2 separate regions of the Mus musculus genome follow, and region 2 is linked to region 1. A link is a loop called in an ENCODE intact Hi-C map of the cell type or tissue named here. Cell type or tissue: left cerebral cortex. All regions are shown on one strand.

Region 1 (8,000 bases):
CCTCCTCCCATTGATGGCTGACTAGGCCTTCCTCTGCTACATATGCAGCTAGAGCCACGAGCTCTGGGGGATACTGGTTAGTTCATATTGTTGTAGAGCTCCTATAGGGTTGCAGACCCCTTCAGCTCCTTGGGTGCTTTCTCTAGCTCCTCCATTGGGGGCCCTGTGTTCCATCCAATTGATGACTGTGAGCATCCACTTCTGTGTTTGCCAGGCACTGCCATAGCCTCACAAGAGACAGTACACTGTGGAGGAGCGTTGATAGTCCTTTTCCTGATCGTAGAGGAAAGATCCCTGATACTTTCTTACCTTTTTATTTTTAGAGACAGGGGCTCATGTAGTCCAGGCTGGCCTTGAACTTCTGAACTCCTGGTCTCCATGGCCACCACTTGTCAGGCACTGGTGTTACAGGCATGTGTCACCATGACTTCTTTAAGCAGTGCTGAGGATTGAGCCTTTCATACAAGCGAGGCGAGCACTTTACCAGCTGAGCTACATCCTAGGCTCCAAAGTATATATTATTCATATTAAGATGGGCCCATACTATGATATTAATGGGTTTCTATTGGCACAACTCTTGAATTATTGAACAAATCCCTCTAATTTGTGATGCATTATTTCTTAATGTAATGTTGGACTCTGCTAATATTTAGAAAATTCCCAATGGTATTTGTCAATGGTATTTGTCTGTATATGTTTTTTTACACTGACTTCCTCTTGTTTCCACATAGATATTATATTTGCTCTATAAAATTAGGATGTCTCCTTCCTTTTTTTTTTTTGTGCTCTGAAATACCTCAGAGCATTGGAATATCTGATCTTTGATACATTGATAGGGATGGTAGATTTCTTGTTTAGGTTCTTTTGTGGGGGGATAATTCTTCGATACATGTCTGTAATTGTGTAATATATATTCCTTCCACACCTGCTGGTACGTGCTTCTTAGGGCCTTCATTTCGGGGAGACTCCTGTGTCATTTAAACTTATATTAAGTAAACTTGTATAGTTTGATTTGTTTATTTATTTATATTTGTCTTGCTTATGAGCCCATGTATGATGAAGAGTTTCACCCCCCCCTAAGATTTCTTTTGAAGCCCACCACAGTGATACTGGGTGCCCAGAGGCACTTAAGGATTTATCCTTGCTGGGGTTTGTCACAAAGGGCAGTTGGGAGTAGGACGCTGCTGTCCTTCAGAATGGCCCAGACAAGCAGCTGCCTGCATTTACACACTCAGCATGTGCTTTCTGATATCAGTCGGGCACAATCCCAGATACTGGGTGCTATGGTTGATGGAACTAAGCAGCGAATTCCGACAAAATCAGAGACCGTGCAACAGGTCTGTGGGAGGCTTCCTAAAGGGAGGGGTAAAGGGAAACAGCTGCCTCTGGGAGAAGGAAGGGAAGTGGGGAGGAAAAGTGAGGCATTTTAATTAGGGCTGTGGCACATGTGCAGGAGGAGAGGCTATAGAGGACGAGCGGCAGAGGCAACAATGGGAATATGTCATCTCTGGAGAGCTAGTGATGACCGGTCTTGCTGTCACCAGGGACCCCGGGGCTGACCATGAAGGTGCCTGATGGTCCAGGTCCTTCAGGGCTGGCAGTGGAGATGCCTGACTGCTAACGGTGGTGAGTGTGAAAGGTTCCCTGAAGTCTCATGTGCTTGAACACTTAATCCCCAGCAGGGCCAATAGCCTGGCCCCGGAGGGTTGGGTCACACAAGGAGGGCTTTAAGGGTATATCCACTCCTGGCTCTGACCTATACTCTGTTTCCTGTTATCTAGGTGCTATAAGCTCACCCTTGTCCCCACACCGTTTCTCCAGGCCTCCATATCTGCCCTGTAAGATGGACTGAAATGTCCTTGAGTGGTGACCCCAAATATACCTTTACTTTCCTAAATTGCTCCTGTCTGCTAGTTTGTCACAGTGATGGAAAAGATAAAACACAGGAACCCCTCATCGAGTGGAGGACAGAGGATTATGTGTCACCAGTTCGTAGGTTCTCTCCTTCGACTAAGCAGGGTAGGGCTGAGGGTATTAAGGAGCCAGCAGGGTGCTGTAGGTGGGGAAGGAATGTTGTAGATGGTAGTAGTTGGTCCTAAAAAGGGCAGTCACAAGCTGTGGTCAGATTCAGGTACCCCTACAATCCCTGTATACCAAAGGCGGTGCTGCTGACCCAGCACCAGAAGTCTCTGTTGCTTCTCTGCCTTCCTGGCCAATTGATGACTCTCCCCAAACACTCATGTTACATAGATTGCCACGATGCTGATGCAGTGGGCCAAGAAGTGAACAAGACAGAGACTTCATCACCCATACAGCACTCACAGAGTGACAGGGAAGAGATGCAGAGAGCAGATGCCTCAATTTAATATACTCAGCTCTGGGAAAGGCATGTCATGCCACTTGGAGGTGGATGGGGCAGGGTGTTGGTAGAGGTGGTGAGTAGTGCATTGTGGGAACATCCTGGAGTCTGAAGAGGACTTCTGCTGACAGTCACCAGGTAGTTACTGAGACTGAAGAGCTGTTTGGAGGACCGTGTGGTCCCAGGTATCTCCAGGAATCGCAGAGGCTGGAGCTGGACAGAAGTTGGAACCAGGCTTGGGGTACATTAAGGCCTGGGACTTCATCCTGTCTGTCCAGCCAGAGGCCTGGGAACTAGTACCTGCAGTGAGGTTCCAAGTGTGAACAACTGGACTCTTCTTGCAATATTATTACTGAAACCTTGAGAAAGGTTTGGGATTTAAGAACCAAAATATGAATTGCATACAAGATTATCAAAGAAATCATCAAAACTGCCAAATATCTAGCAATGGGGCAGAGGGGTGTTTTTCTTTAGAAGTGTAATAGTAACTTTTATTTGCCAGATGTACTTGTCATCTCAGAGGCTTGCTGCTGAATAAGCCCACCCTTTCTAGTTCTCTCTGAACTCTGGCTGGCTGGTTCAACTCAGCTGTTCTGGCTCAAACTCCTCTCCTAGCTGACTGATTGAAACTGGCTCCTCTCAGCTTTTGACTGAACTGCTCTGCTTGGAACGACTGCTTCATGAACTGAACTGCACTGACTACGCTGTCTGCACAAGATGAACAGAACGGCACAAACTCCACTGAACTCCACTGCACTGAACGGAACTCCACTGGACTCCACCGCATTGCCTGAACTTAACTGACGTCTCAATTACTCATCACTTTTCAAACACTGATGCTTCTTTCTACTAACCAACCTTACCTCCATTATTTATGATTAAGGGTGTGTGTACTGAGGCCCTGTCTGTATTCTACTCAGAGGAATTAAAGTTATGTTTATATTCCGGCCAGATCATACAGACCCAGAAGGTCTTTGGATATGATCTCTTGCCAGAGCAGCCATGTTACTGGATTAAAATTCCCCTACAAGAAGTATCTTTATAGCTTGGGGTGTGGCTCGGTGACAGTGCCTGTCTAGCATATTTGAAGCCTGGGGTTTGATCCCTAGCAAGATTTTCTTTTTTTAAAAAAATATAAGATAGCATAATAAAAGCATTAGAAATGTTTTCAGATAATTCCCAGTGAGGCAGTGAAAGGGGGTTTAAAAGGACAACTTTATATTTAAAAGTGTGAAAGGAAGCCTGTCTTAGGCCACTAGGGTTCTGGATTCTCTTTGGATAGTGAGGCAGTCCATGGTTGTGTGTCCCTGCCCCGCCCCCTTTTCAGTTTCCCCAGGTATGTGGCTCTGTATTAGTTTTCTGGTCCCTGCCCTTAAACAGACTCCTTCATCGCCTGTGCTCTGACCACGCTGCTCTGGCTTCCTCAGTGTTCTTTAAGCAGGCTGAGGACCTGTTCCTGCCTCAGGACCAACCTCCGAGCCAGCTGCTTTGTATCTGGGTCAGCCTCACAGAAGTTGCGTGCAGGGTCATTGCAATACGCGTGGTCAGCGATCACACGGTTGTTGCAGCAGGAAGCAGTTCAGCGCCTGATGGGGAAGCAAGGTCAGAGGACAGGGAGACCAATTTCTCCTGAAACCTTTGGAGTATCATTGTCCCACATCCTCCAGAATGCAACCCCAGGTGAATGTTGCACACCTCTGAGTTGTACAAATCGTGAGTGTCCCAGGTCAGGAGAAACACACGCCAGGGTTAGATTGGCGGGAACTCTGAAAACCCAGTGGCGGGCCACGGTGGTGGAAGGGATGTTCTGGAATGTGGGCAGGGTTGCTGGGAAGCCCTCCAAGGGTCTGTGTTCCAGCTTGATAACTTTCTTTCGCTGCTTGATTTACCTTTTCATGAAAGTATCTCGAAAGGCAAAACAATCGAAGGGGGAGGGGCTTTCTTCCTTGCCACGCCCTCACCTGCTTTGGAAGGATAAACCAAAGGATCATCAGATGACTAGAGAATTGAGGACAATAAAAACACTGCGTGCTTGCCTTCATCTGGAGTACTGTAGCATTTTGCTGTCTGCCACCAGGTGGCGGCAGAGTACCACAGTTTGACCCAACGACCCAGGGTGGGGATGCGGGGGAGACATAACAGGACCCAGTGACAGGGAAATGCCTGATCTACCCGAAGCTCCTGCTGTCACTCATAACACATTTTTTTTTAAGTGAGAAATGAAATAGAAAACAGGTTTCATCCTATGCCTTCCTAGGTGGACCCCATGATCTAACTGTTCCAGGCCCTCTGTGCTTTTCACGGCAGAAAACACCCTGGTCCCATCTCCCGACTCACTTCTTCAAATTTACCTGCATTTGGGAGCTCCCAGATAGAGACTTTACCTTATCAGTTTTGTTAATTTAGACAATTGCCAAAGTTGTCCATCAGGCCCTGATGTGTGTAAGTCTATGGTGTAAATTGCTGAGAGTCCTTAGCGATGTGGGCATGCTACTGCACACACACACACACACACACACACACACACACACACACACACACACCAGGGGCTGGGACCCACCCGATGCGGAGTGCAGGAGGCATTGTGTCCTGATGATGCTGTACCTTTGTTACCAGCGATTTGCTTTGATTGTGTGTGTGTGTGTGTGTGTGTGTGTGTGTGTGTGTGTGTGTATGTCAGAGGTCAGAGATTGATAGTCACTCATAGGCTGTACTGGCTGGACATCGGGTCCCTCAGGAGCCTGTTGTGTCTCCTTACTGCTCTGCTGGGTTTACAGGCCTGCCCTGCCATACTGTCACCCTGGGGCTTTTAATGGGCCCTGAGGATAGGACCCAGGTGCTCAGGCCTGCAATGCAAGTCCTTTATTAGATGAGCCATCTCTCGTGTTCATGAATCAATTTTTAGTAATAATTGTATCCAACATTGTTTCCTGCAGGGGATTCAGAGCTGGGTGCCACACACCATGGGCTTGGGCTGTCCCCACGGGAGATTACACACCCAACCCTCTGGTGAAGCCACCAGGACACAGTAAAGGGCTGTGGTCATTTTTTTAAAGACCAGTGTCCCTCTGGAGTCAGTGAGGTGGTGACATTCCACAGCTCTTTTCCTTCCGTGTTCTCTTCACTAGGAACCAGGGCTAGCTTGGGGGCATGGGAAGGAAGCTGCCTCTCTCGCTGACTGGGAGATGAATGTATTCCCTTCAGCTTCTCTGGTGGAATGGTCTGTACAATTCTCCTAGGGACTCAGACCTGCAGGCAGCTGCATTCAGTCTGGGCCCTTTTAATTAGCAGTTCAGCGTCCTTGGCCCACTGCCCTCTGGAGGATCCAAGCCTGTTTCCTTAACAACAACAACAACAATGGGAGGAGGAGGAGGAGGAGGAGGAGGAGGAGGAGGAGGAGGAGGAGGTTGCTGTGGCTGCTGTGGGGTCCCAGGTCTGTCAGATGGGAAAGGGTGGAGTGTGTGACCAGTGAGGGGCTCATCTTTGCAGAAGCAGGCGTTGTTCTTTCCAGCTTCAGGTTCTTGGAAGCAGACTTCGTGTGGGGAAGGTCCTGTATCTGCTGATGCCCTATAGCACGGACCAAATTCCTTTTACAAATGTTAGGAGCTGGGCAATGGTAGACGGTATGGAAGGATGCCAGGTCAAAGCTATTTAGCGGGTATCAAGGAGCATAGCGTGCTTGGGCTGGCTGCCTCTGGCTTCTTCTATTCCCTCCTGTGCCTGGGTTCCTCTGGCGGGTGTGTGGGAGTGAGGCACTCCCTATGGCTCAGCCAAGTGCCCCTGTACTGGCCAGGAAGAGACCTGTGTGAGGTGTGACCTCTGGCCCCAGCAGGGCTGGCTGCCCGAAAGAAAAGCTGAGGCCATGAGGAGAGAGTGGCATGGAGCTAACCACTGTGCCCACCCCTTCTGTGGTAGGAAACTGCAGGAGGGGTTTGCTGTAGTACACCTGGCCCGACACTCAGCAGCTGAGGGGTGTGTGTGTGTGTGTGTGTGTACACATGTGTGCATGCTGATGGCCATGCAGCCTGTCAGCCAGCCACAGTGGGCATGCACTGCCATTCTCCTGACATTACACAGCCCTGATTCTGATTAGCTTCCCAAATCTCATTTGCTCTTCTGTGCCCAATCTGAACTTGGGAGTCACAAGGGGAGAATTCTAGGAAACAATAGTCTAAATTTTAAGTCGACTCGGGGAATTCTACTGCATTCTTTTTATGCTGCCGTGTGTGTGTGTGTGTGTGTGTGTGTGTGTGTGTGTGTGTGTGTGTGTGTGTGAGTTACTCAATTACTCACCAGGCTGTTCCAGGGCTTATGTCTTTGGATTGTATGGTCTCCACTAAATGACTTGACAGACTCCTGGGTAGTCTATAAGCAGGGTCACTGTACTGCAACCAGCCTGACACTAGGGCTCCAGGATCTGAGCCTGCTCTTAGCCTCTGGGTTTGCCGAGTGGAGTCCCAGCCCTGACTCTGCCTGCAGTTGTAGTGTCCTCATCTGGAATGATCCTGTGGGTAGGGGAGGTCTATAAAACTCCTGACTCCTGCAGCTGCCCACCGGGAATCAGGAGCAGTTGTGACTTTTCTCTCCTTATTCCACCAGAGGGAGTCATATCTAGTGTTTGGTTTCTGAAGCCTGGGGTTTCCTTGAGAGAAAGCAAAGGAGGTGCTGGGGAGAGTTGAACACACACGCTGAAGCAATTAGCAATTAGAGATGTGTGCTTACAGTTCCTAGGTCACCTCCATCTGCCAAAGCCACCCTTTGCCTGCCAAGCTCACTGCGGTCACCGGAGTCAAGCGCTGTAGGGAGAGGCTGGCTTCCTGGCCCTCGTGTGTGCTACTCTGTCAATGTGGGACACCAAGAGTCCCCTCTCCAGTCTCAGAAAGGCCCTTTCTAACGAATCTCCATAAAATAACAACCACCAAATTTACTCCATGCTAAATGAAGAGGTTTTAAGTTGTGGTAGAAGATATGGAAACATAAAATGTTTACCACTTTAACCACTGGAAATTTAAAGTTGAGTGAAATACATTAAACATAATTTGCATTGCTGCATGTTGAACTTCATTCAGGACCTCCCATGGGCAAGATCAGTCTGCCGCTGAGCTGACTACCTGGCCCGAGCTGCTGTGTGTGCGTGTGCTTGTATGTGTTCCAGTGTTAAATGTATGGGTGGGCATGCACACATGGAGACGTGTGGAGGCCAGGGGTCGTATCAGCAAGTGTTCCCCTCAATTACTCTGCAGCTTATTTTTTGAGACAGGGCTCCTCAATGACCCTAGAGCTCATAGATTCAGCTAGACTGCTAGCCAACAAGCCCGAGGGATCCTCTCTCTTCACATCCCCAATGCTGGAAATAGACTTTTTACCTAGTGCCAGGGACAGAACCCAGGTCCATTATGCTTATGTGGCAAGCACCTTATTGGCTAAGTCTTCTCCCTCAGCCACCTTAGTTGTTTTTAAGTGAGAGGTTTAGTAACCAATGTAAAATACACAATTAACCCTCAGGGCTCACACAGTCTGCAGAGTCTTTAAAGAAGGGATCACTTCGTATCAGGGGACCGAAACCCTAGGAGTGCATTTGCATTCAACATTGGAGGAAGGTTATGTTTTCTGCGTGCCTTAACGTCTTGTTCATTAACAA
Region 2 (8,000 bases), 590 kb after region 1:
GCAGAATATCCTCCTGAAGCCACAAAAGTAAAAGCTATGTGAGAACCAAAGCCAGACGTGAAATCTGTCTACCACCTACATGAACACAGGGGAAGGTGGAGGTTAGGGTAGCACGGAAGAGCATAGAACTCCAGGCTTCTGATGGAGACTTCACTCAGGTCAAAGTCCTCAGGGTATGTATGTGTTCGTGTGTGCACAGGTACAAATGCACACATACACAGTCCATAATAAAATTCATTCAGCAGCTATGAACCGTACTGAGTAACAGCTCCTCACTAAGAACTGAAATTTTGGACAAGAAACACAGTGTTTTGATGCCTGATTCCTTTCCCCTGTATGCTGTACAGATTTTGATAGAAGGTGTCCTGGGACAAGGAAACACGGCTAGCATTGCCCTCTTTGAAATCAAGATGACAGCCGGCTACTGTATTGGTGAGTGAGTTTTGTGGTTGTGGCAGCGGAATGCAAATCTCTTCCTACGTCCACAGCCAGAAAGCAGTAAATCGATCCTGAAGGCTGAATGAGTCTCGGAGCATGATGCAAAATGCTAGCATTTGTTCTTTGCTAGGGTCACCTGAAGATGGGACATTGATCCTCCATCTTCCGTGTGGAAAGGCTCATTAGCATTTGCTCTAACTGGCTGGGTTAACAAGCAAAACCAACTTCTCCCTCGGGCGATGCTCTCTAACCCCACCCAGCTCTGATAAAAATAATTGCTGGTTTGCTGTGAACTCTGTGTGTGTGTGTGTGTGTGTGTGTGTGTGTGTGTGTGTGTGCCCTTTGCCAGAAGAGCAGACAATCTATCCTGTCATCTACTTTCTTGTTAAACTGCTGCTGCTGCTGCTGCTGCTGCTGCTGCTGCTGCTATCTTAATGATCTCTATTGTCACTTAGATCCTAGCTGGTGTAGGCAGGATCAATTGTCTACGTGACAGTTTTGAGAAGGCAGGAAGAGAGGATAGTCCCTGGTCCACGGGTGCCTGACTATTCCTCCTTAGACACCGGCCATTACACTTTACATGATGAGAGGCTGGTGTCTGCGAAGGTGCACATGGGAGGAACGGGTTCTTTGGGGGGCTGAGGCTGCGAGATCTGAGCAGACAGGTGCAGACCCCAGAGCTGAGTTGTCAGAACCCTCAGGGGGCTTCCTATAGAAACAGGACTCAGGGCAGGGAGCCTGGCTTTCTGGAATTATGAGGTAGGGAGGTGCTAGAGTTAGCCTGCAGGGGACAGGCATGCAGCTGTGGCTTCAAGATGATGGCAGTGGTGTCCATGAACTGGAAACAAGGAAATACAGATACATAGGACCTAGGAAAATCCCAGAAGAAACACGGATTTGTAGGGATTATAGAATGAGGACCTTAAACTGGGGGGTTGGGATCAGAGAGTAGAAAAGAAAAAAAAAAATCAGTAGATCTGAGAGACACCTCAGCATTGACAATATTTAGACTGGAGACTCAGCTGAAGTCAGTGAAGGGTTAATGCTGCTCCTGAACAAGGAGCCTACATGAATGCCCTGTGCTCTGGCTTCTATGTTTGGTCTTTCACTGATACCTCTAATGCAACGAAGAAAAAGAGACTAAAAAAAAAAAAAAGTACTTTATGTAGATGCAGAGAACTTCCATTCAGTCTCCTCCTTTGAGTAGTCTGGGTGCTGCCATTCCACACACAGAAGCAGTCAGACACATTTGGGGAGCTCCGCTGGATCAGTCCCTGACTGCATGTGCACGTGGGCACGTGCATGTATACACACACACACACACACACACACACACACTTGTCCTCATCGCCAGTAAAAAAAGAAAGAAAGAAAGAAAGAAAGAAAGAGAGAGAGAGAGAGAGAGGGAGGGAGGGAGGGAGGGAGGGAGGGAGGGAGGGAGGGAGGGAGAGAGAGAGAGAGAGAGAGAGAGAGAGAGAGAGAGAGAGAGAGAGAAAGAAAGAAAGAAAGAAAGAAAGAAAGAAAGACAGAAGCTGGTTCCCGTGATGGCTGAGAAGTAGAGTTAAGGGTGGTTGACAAAGTACTGGCACTGAAGTAACGTTCAGTTCTTGCCCCCAGATGATACGGTGGCTTCTGGTTTGGTTACAACAAAAAGGATGCCACACTGTCACCCTTCCTAGCTCTGTGTTCTCCTCTTCTCTTGGTTCCCCTTCAGTGCAATTGGATTCATAACACTGTCTATCTGGAGCGATGCTGGGGATTAAGTGAGTTCATAGAAGAAGCTTAGGCTGCTGCCTGGCACACTAAGGAGGATTTTGCTTTTTATTCCACTCCATGACAGCCCTTGGCACTACATGTTGAGCATCAGTTGGCAGATACTGCCGTGGTAATTTGAAAAAAAAAAAAGAAATTTTAAAATTTGTCAGTGCACGCTGACAACTGTCCCAGCTAGGATTCTGGTGGGAACGGGGTGGCTCTGTGGGGTGTGGGAGTGGAGGTGGGGATCCGCCTCTGTAATTTGAAGAAAGCCCATTGACATCAACCAGACCACAAAGCCTTGCAAAGTAAAAATGCCAACAGGTGCTGGCACAGTGACCAGAATTAGAGCCAGCTATGACTCATAACCTGCCATCTGGCTAGCCAAGGATGGTCAAGGCCATATTTGACCCTTCGCTTCCTAGCCAGGACAGGAAGAGGAATTACTAGCAAGTGGAAAGGGTGGTTGTATGGTCAAGACTTCTGGTTAGGCTGTTCCTTCTATAAAGGGCCATAGCTCACCATGGTAGTCTGGCAGTGATGGAGATGGGTTCTAAGCCTGATATCAACCTCTTTCCCCTCCCTTGGTGGAACCCAACAAGGGGGATGGAGCAGTAGAGAAGAATAGGACGGGAATCATCCTTTGTTTGATAATTGCAGGATTATGGGGTCAGCGGCTGAGTTATGTTTATAAATTCCCTGCTAAAAGAGTTTGTTGATGAGAAGCAATGTACAGAAGCAACACGACACCATTCCCAAGCACAGAGATTTTACTTCAGTCTTCCTCATCTCTAGGCAGGAGTTGCAGAAAGGCCCTGGTCCCAGTGTGCTCCTCTCCCACATACTCTCACTCGACTCTTACTCATCAGACAAGTGGGGGGGGGGGGTTTCAGCATCTTGGAAACGTGCCTCTGAGTTCTGGAAGTCTTGTTCGCCACAGAGAGATGGAGGGCTGGGCCATCAGGGAACAGAAAGGGTGGTGGAGAAAATGTCTAGAGCTGAGGAATAACTCTAAAATAGTACAGTAAAATAGACACATTAGAGCTGTGAACACAGGTCACTGGTAAAGTGCATGATGAACACATACAAGACCTTGGATGTAGCCCCGGGACCAAAACTTTGACCAATTGATTAATTTAGTAGGCTGACAAAAACTCATCAGCTAATATCAAGCATGGACATACTGAGAGCTGTACATGGCTAATAGGAGAACAACAAGCCACATGGCTAATAGGAGAAAGGGCTCAGAGAGGCAATGATGAATCAGAACATCGACTCATTACTGGATCTCTCTCCTTGCCCGATATTGTTCTGAATTTCTGGTCGATGGTTGAGAAAAAGAGCCCTTAGAATGACTAAGGTCAGAGTATGCAGTCAGTATGGGTGTCCCCCCCCCCCCCCGGTGTAACTGCAGCTCCATGAAATGTCTGTTTACGTCTCTTCCTCCAGAATGTGACTTTGAAGAAAACCATCTCTGTGGCTTTGTGAACCGCTGGAATCCCAATGTGAACTGGTTCGTGGGAGGAGGAACTGCGAAGAACACCCACTCCATCCTCCCACAGGATCACACCTTCAGGAGTGAGCACGGTGAGCCGACCACAAATGCAGTCTTCTTTCCAGGGTGAACGTTGCCTTCAACTCCCACTGCCTGGCTTTGGTCGACAGAATAAGGGGTGGGGACACAATGGAAGACCAGGTGGAAGAGGCAGGAGAGAGGGACAATCTATGAGACAGAAAACTGCAGACATAAGCTTGTATGTAGCTAAGGAAGCCACAGAGTGAGTCTTCGGCTCATCTATAACCTTGGCTGTTTTTACATTCCCATGAAATGTTTTACTTCTTATCTATTTGGCTGTTCTCATTTCTAAAGACAAGGCTGTCTTTATTAAAAATAGATCGCAGGGTGACCAGCCCTTAAGAATTTCCCATGAGACCACCAATGCTAATGATTATTCCTTCTGAAGGGTGCAATAGGGCCCCCTGGTGGCCAAGTACGCAAGCACTCTGCAAGGAAAATGCAGAGGCTCTCACAGCGAGGGCAGGAGAAAGTCCGAAGGTAGACCAGAGCAAGGGTGTCCTTCCTCCGGTGTCTCACTGGTCACATCTGGCCTTGGTAGTTTTGTAAATCACTATGTCTCCTCATCTCCAAGACAGAGCAGTCCCCCAGTCTGTGGTCTTTCCTAAGTATTGCGAAGATCCTGGCTTTCCTCGAAAGCGAACGTAAGGACATTGGATCCTTTGCATTTTCACTCCTGATACATCCTCACAGATAGTGAAGAGTCCATTCAGTTTTGATTATTTACTCATGACTGCGTGGACCCTTAGCTGGACACAAGGCAACTGTTTGTGGTTTCTTACTCTCTGTCCTTTACTGACTGCAGTTTCTCATTATCTAAATGTTTAAAAACATGTCTCCAACTTTATGTCCAGTGTATCCATTCTACAGGTCACTTGGGCTCTGGAGTCTACATCTTGACAACACCACTCTCTTTGTTAATACTCCCCCTCCTCCTTGTACCCAGAATCTCAGACTCAGTTTTCCACAAGGGCCAGATAGATTAAGCAGGTGGCCTTCGGACTAAGTGAGTGTGGCAAAATAGACAGTTGACACCTGTGCAGAGTGGTCATCTTTGATTACCTTGTATAAGAATGTAAGTCCACTTAATAAGTATTTGGATTTTTTCTTAAATTCAAAAAGAAGGGGATATTTAAAATTTTTTCAAATAATTAAAAAAAATAGTGAATATGTTTTAAAACAATATAAAGAAAATTACTATATGCACTGACAAAAGGTTAGCTAGCTCCTTTTCAGCCTCTATTTTACAGGCTTCTTTAAGACCTCACCTGCAGGAACTCAGCTCAGTGGTAAGAGAACTTGCCTAGCCTACACAAGATGCTGAACTTGTTCCCCAGCACAATAAACAACCCCTGCTGCCATGGAAACTTACTAAAGAAAGCATTTAATTGGGGGCTTTCTTACAGTTTCAGAAGTGAGTTCAAAACCATTGTGACAGATAGCATGGCAGCAGGCAGGCAGACAAGGTGCTAGAGGGTAGCTAAGAGCTTGCATCTGACGCACAATCCAGAGGAAGGAAGGACTGAGCCTAGCATGGAAAGTCCCCCTTGTCCTCCCCAGTGACATACCTCCTCCAACAAGACCTATCTTCTAATCCCTACCAAATAGTTCTACCAATTGGGACCAAGCTTTCAAACATATGAGTCTATGGGAGCCATTTTTCATCCAAACCACAACAACCACTCAACACACATATGCTCATCACACACACACACACACACACACACACACACACACTCCGTGCATGAACACCCATAAAGTCACCCTATTACTTAAATTGAAGCATAAAAAGATGAGCTCTAAAGATTCTAAAATATTTATCTAAGGAGTTCCGCCCACACGATACCAAAGGTTTGCCCAGTGTGACTCTTGCAGAAAAAGAAAACTACCAACACTCTAAAGAAGATAGAAATTGCCTCTCTTATTTCATTTGCCTTGTATTGGATATATTGATTTTTCTCTGCACTCTATCAATTTGGGTGGCAAAGGAAAGATTAAATGATCCAGATGTCTGCCTGCAGCAGCAGATTTTGCTCTCTGTGGACTCATCTCATGTTTGTTCATATACTGGAAGCAACTTAGGCCTTTGCTTTTGCTAAGAAGCAGAGACTCACACAGCTGAGATCAAGGGTGCCGAACACATTCCTGGGTCTTTGTGTGTAGAAAGGGAATGGTGAATATGTCATCTGCAAAATTCGGTGTTGTTATCAGACTTCTTTCATTAACTTGTATGTTTCTAACAGTTTTTCCCAGGCAGAGCTCTGGTTTTTTCCAATGGTGCTGTCCCCAACATCTTGTTAAATGATAGAACAGATACTGCACGAGGAATTATGAGATTTCCTTGAGATATGGAAGGGGACATGATTTTTTAACTTTTCTTCTTTGTTGATATTTTACGAAGCAAAACAAAATCATTTCAGGAGGTAGGTTGCTGACAGCACAGATCAGTACCGTTGGCACCTTGGCAAGAAGGGAGGTAATTGATGGAAAAATAATGAGGAGAATTCATTATTTTCCTGAGGCTTGAGGTATTAAAAAAACAAAACAAAACAAAACAAAAAACAAAAAGCAAGCTGCTCAGAATCCCACTCTGCAGGGAGCTGGACAAAGATTCAAAATCTAAAGTCAGATTAGAATGATTTTATTCTCCTAAAGCCCATGAGATGGATGAATCAGCTCTCCACAGTCAGGCCATTTTTCTCACTTGGGTTGGGATGAAGTTTGAGTGTCATCAGAACCTACTCATTCTCTCTGCATCAACCTGCTCAGGTCGTGGCACTGGCGCCCAGTGGGAGTGTGGCTTTGTTAATTTCCTCAGCATTGCCTGCACACATAGTCTGCTGAATAAACACACACACACACACACACACACACACACACACACACACCATGTATTCCTAGTCATCTTCACAGATCAACAGCCTCATTTCCAAGGATTAAGTGCAGCCAGGGCACAACTCCCACATTTCTCATGGGATGCAGATCTTCTCTCAGGCTCTTCCACAGAGCAGCGACAGCAGGGAGATATGCTTCATCTCTTCCTGTCTCTTTACTTTTCTCTTCTTTGGCTTTTCCCCACTCCTTGTACCGCTCTGGCTTCTTTGATGTTCTGGAGGCATAGTGGGGTTCAGAGCATAAAAGAAGGACAATGGACACGAAGCTTTACCTGACTGGTGTTGGTTAATCTTAGGTTGATGTCCTTAAACTGGAAATGGTAAAGTCTACTTCTCCCATGGCTGATGAGATTTGCACTCTACAGTTCCAAGAAAGAAATGATGCTCTTTCTGGCTGATCTTCTCTGAACCTCTACCAGCTTTTAGGGGTAATGGACTCATCTAGAACTTCTCTACCGCTCTTACCATGCAAATAGTCTTAAGAGGATTTTTCTGAAGTGCAGTAGCCCGCTTAGGCCAAGAGAAAACTCAATGTCTCTGCTCCATCAAACTCTGGAAAGTCATTGGCAACAAACTTTGTCCTCTCGGCTCTGTCTATCAGATTCTTTCCTCTCCCTGTGTGCAAGGAAGGCAAGCACCTCTCTCTGTACTCTACACACTTGCTTTTCACTGATCATGTTCTCTCTAGAACTCTAATCTAATCCAGGCTGACGAGATGGCTCATTGGGTAAAGTGCTTGTCATGCAAGCACGAGGGCTAGAGTTCAGATCCCTAGAACCCACATAAGCAGGGTGGTCCATTTCGAGATTCAGGGGATTAGCCAGAACAAGCTTGCTACCCAGGTCAGCTGTGTCAGCTCTGGGATCAACTGAGAGACTCTGCTTCAATGAATAAGGAGAAGGATATTGAGGAAGAGTCCTTGAAAAAGAAAAGGAAGAAGGAGGAGGAGGAGGAGGAGGAGGAGGAGGAGGAGGAGGAGGAGGAGAAGGAGAAGAAGAAGAAGAAGAAGAAGAAGAAGAAGAAGAAGAAGAAGAAGAAGAGAAGAAGAAGAAGAAGAAGAAGAAGAAGAAGAAGAAGAAGAAGAAGAAGAAGAAGAAGAAGAAGAAGAAGAAGAAGAAGAAGAAGAAGAAGAAGAAGAGAACAAGAATGCTGGGCAGTGGTGGAGCGCACCATTAATCCCAGCACTTGGGAGGCAGAGGCAGGGAGATTTCTGAGGTCAAGGCCAGCCTGGTCTACAGAATGAGTTCCAGGACAGCCAGGGCTACACAGAGAAACCCTGTCTCAAGGAGGAGGAGGAGGGGAAGAAGGAGGAGGAGGAGGAGGAGGAGGAGGAAGAG

What was found. Hi-C counts contacts between places; a loop is a spot of excess contacts. Peaks named below come from ENCODE experiments on the same cell type or tissue, not always from the same donor. Only the 100,000 strongest peaks of a DNase experiment are listed, where the experiment ranks them.
Region 2: it touches region 1 in a loop (4-fold over the local background); 6 of 42 quality-filtered maps call a loop at or near these places.

The regions. Positions count from the first base shown.
Region 1 is chr19:23,958,151-23,966,150 of GRCm38, reverse strand. No RefSeq gene overlaps it. Among named protein-coding and RNA genes, the nearest start is that of Gm34076, 45 kb to the right of the region's middle. In left cerebral cortex, CTCF peaks have their summits at 4,435 (motif pointing right) and 6,939 (motif pointing right); DNase peaks (open chromatin) are centred at 4,451, 5,636 and 6,976.
Region 2 is chr19:23,369,698-23,377,697 of GRCm38, reverse strand. It overlaps Mamdc2 (MAM domain containing 2), which reads left to right. Exons shown (of 14, transcript NM_174857.3): 4 at 348-432; 5 at 3,643-3,780. Among named protein-coding and RNA genes, the nearest start is that of Gm41821, 74 kb to the right of the region's middle. In left cerebral cortex, a CTCF peak has its summit at 4,181 (motif pointing left); DNase peaks (open chromatin) are centred at 2,686, 3,038, 3,803, 4,169 and 1 more place; H3K27ac peaks cover 925 bases.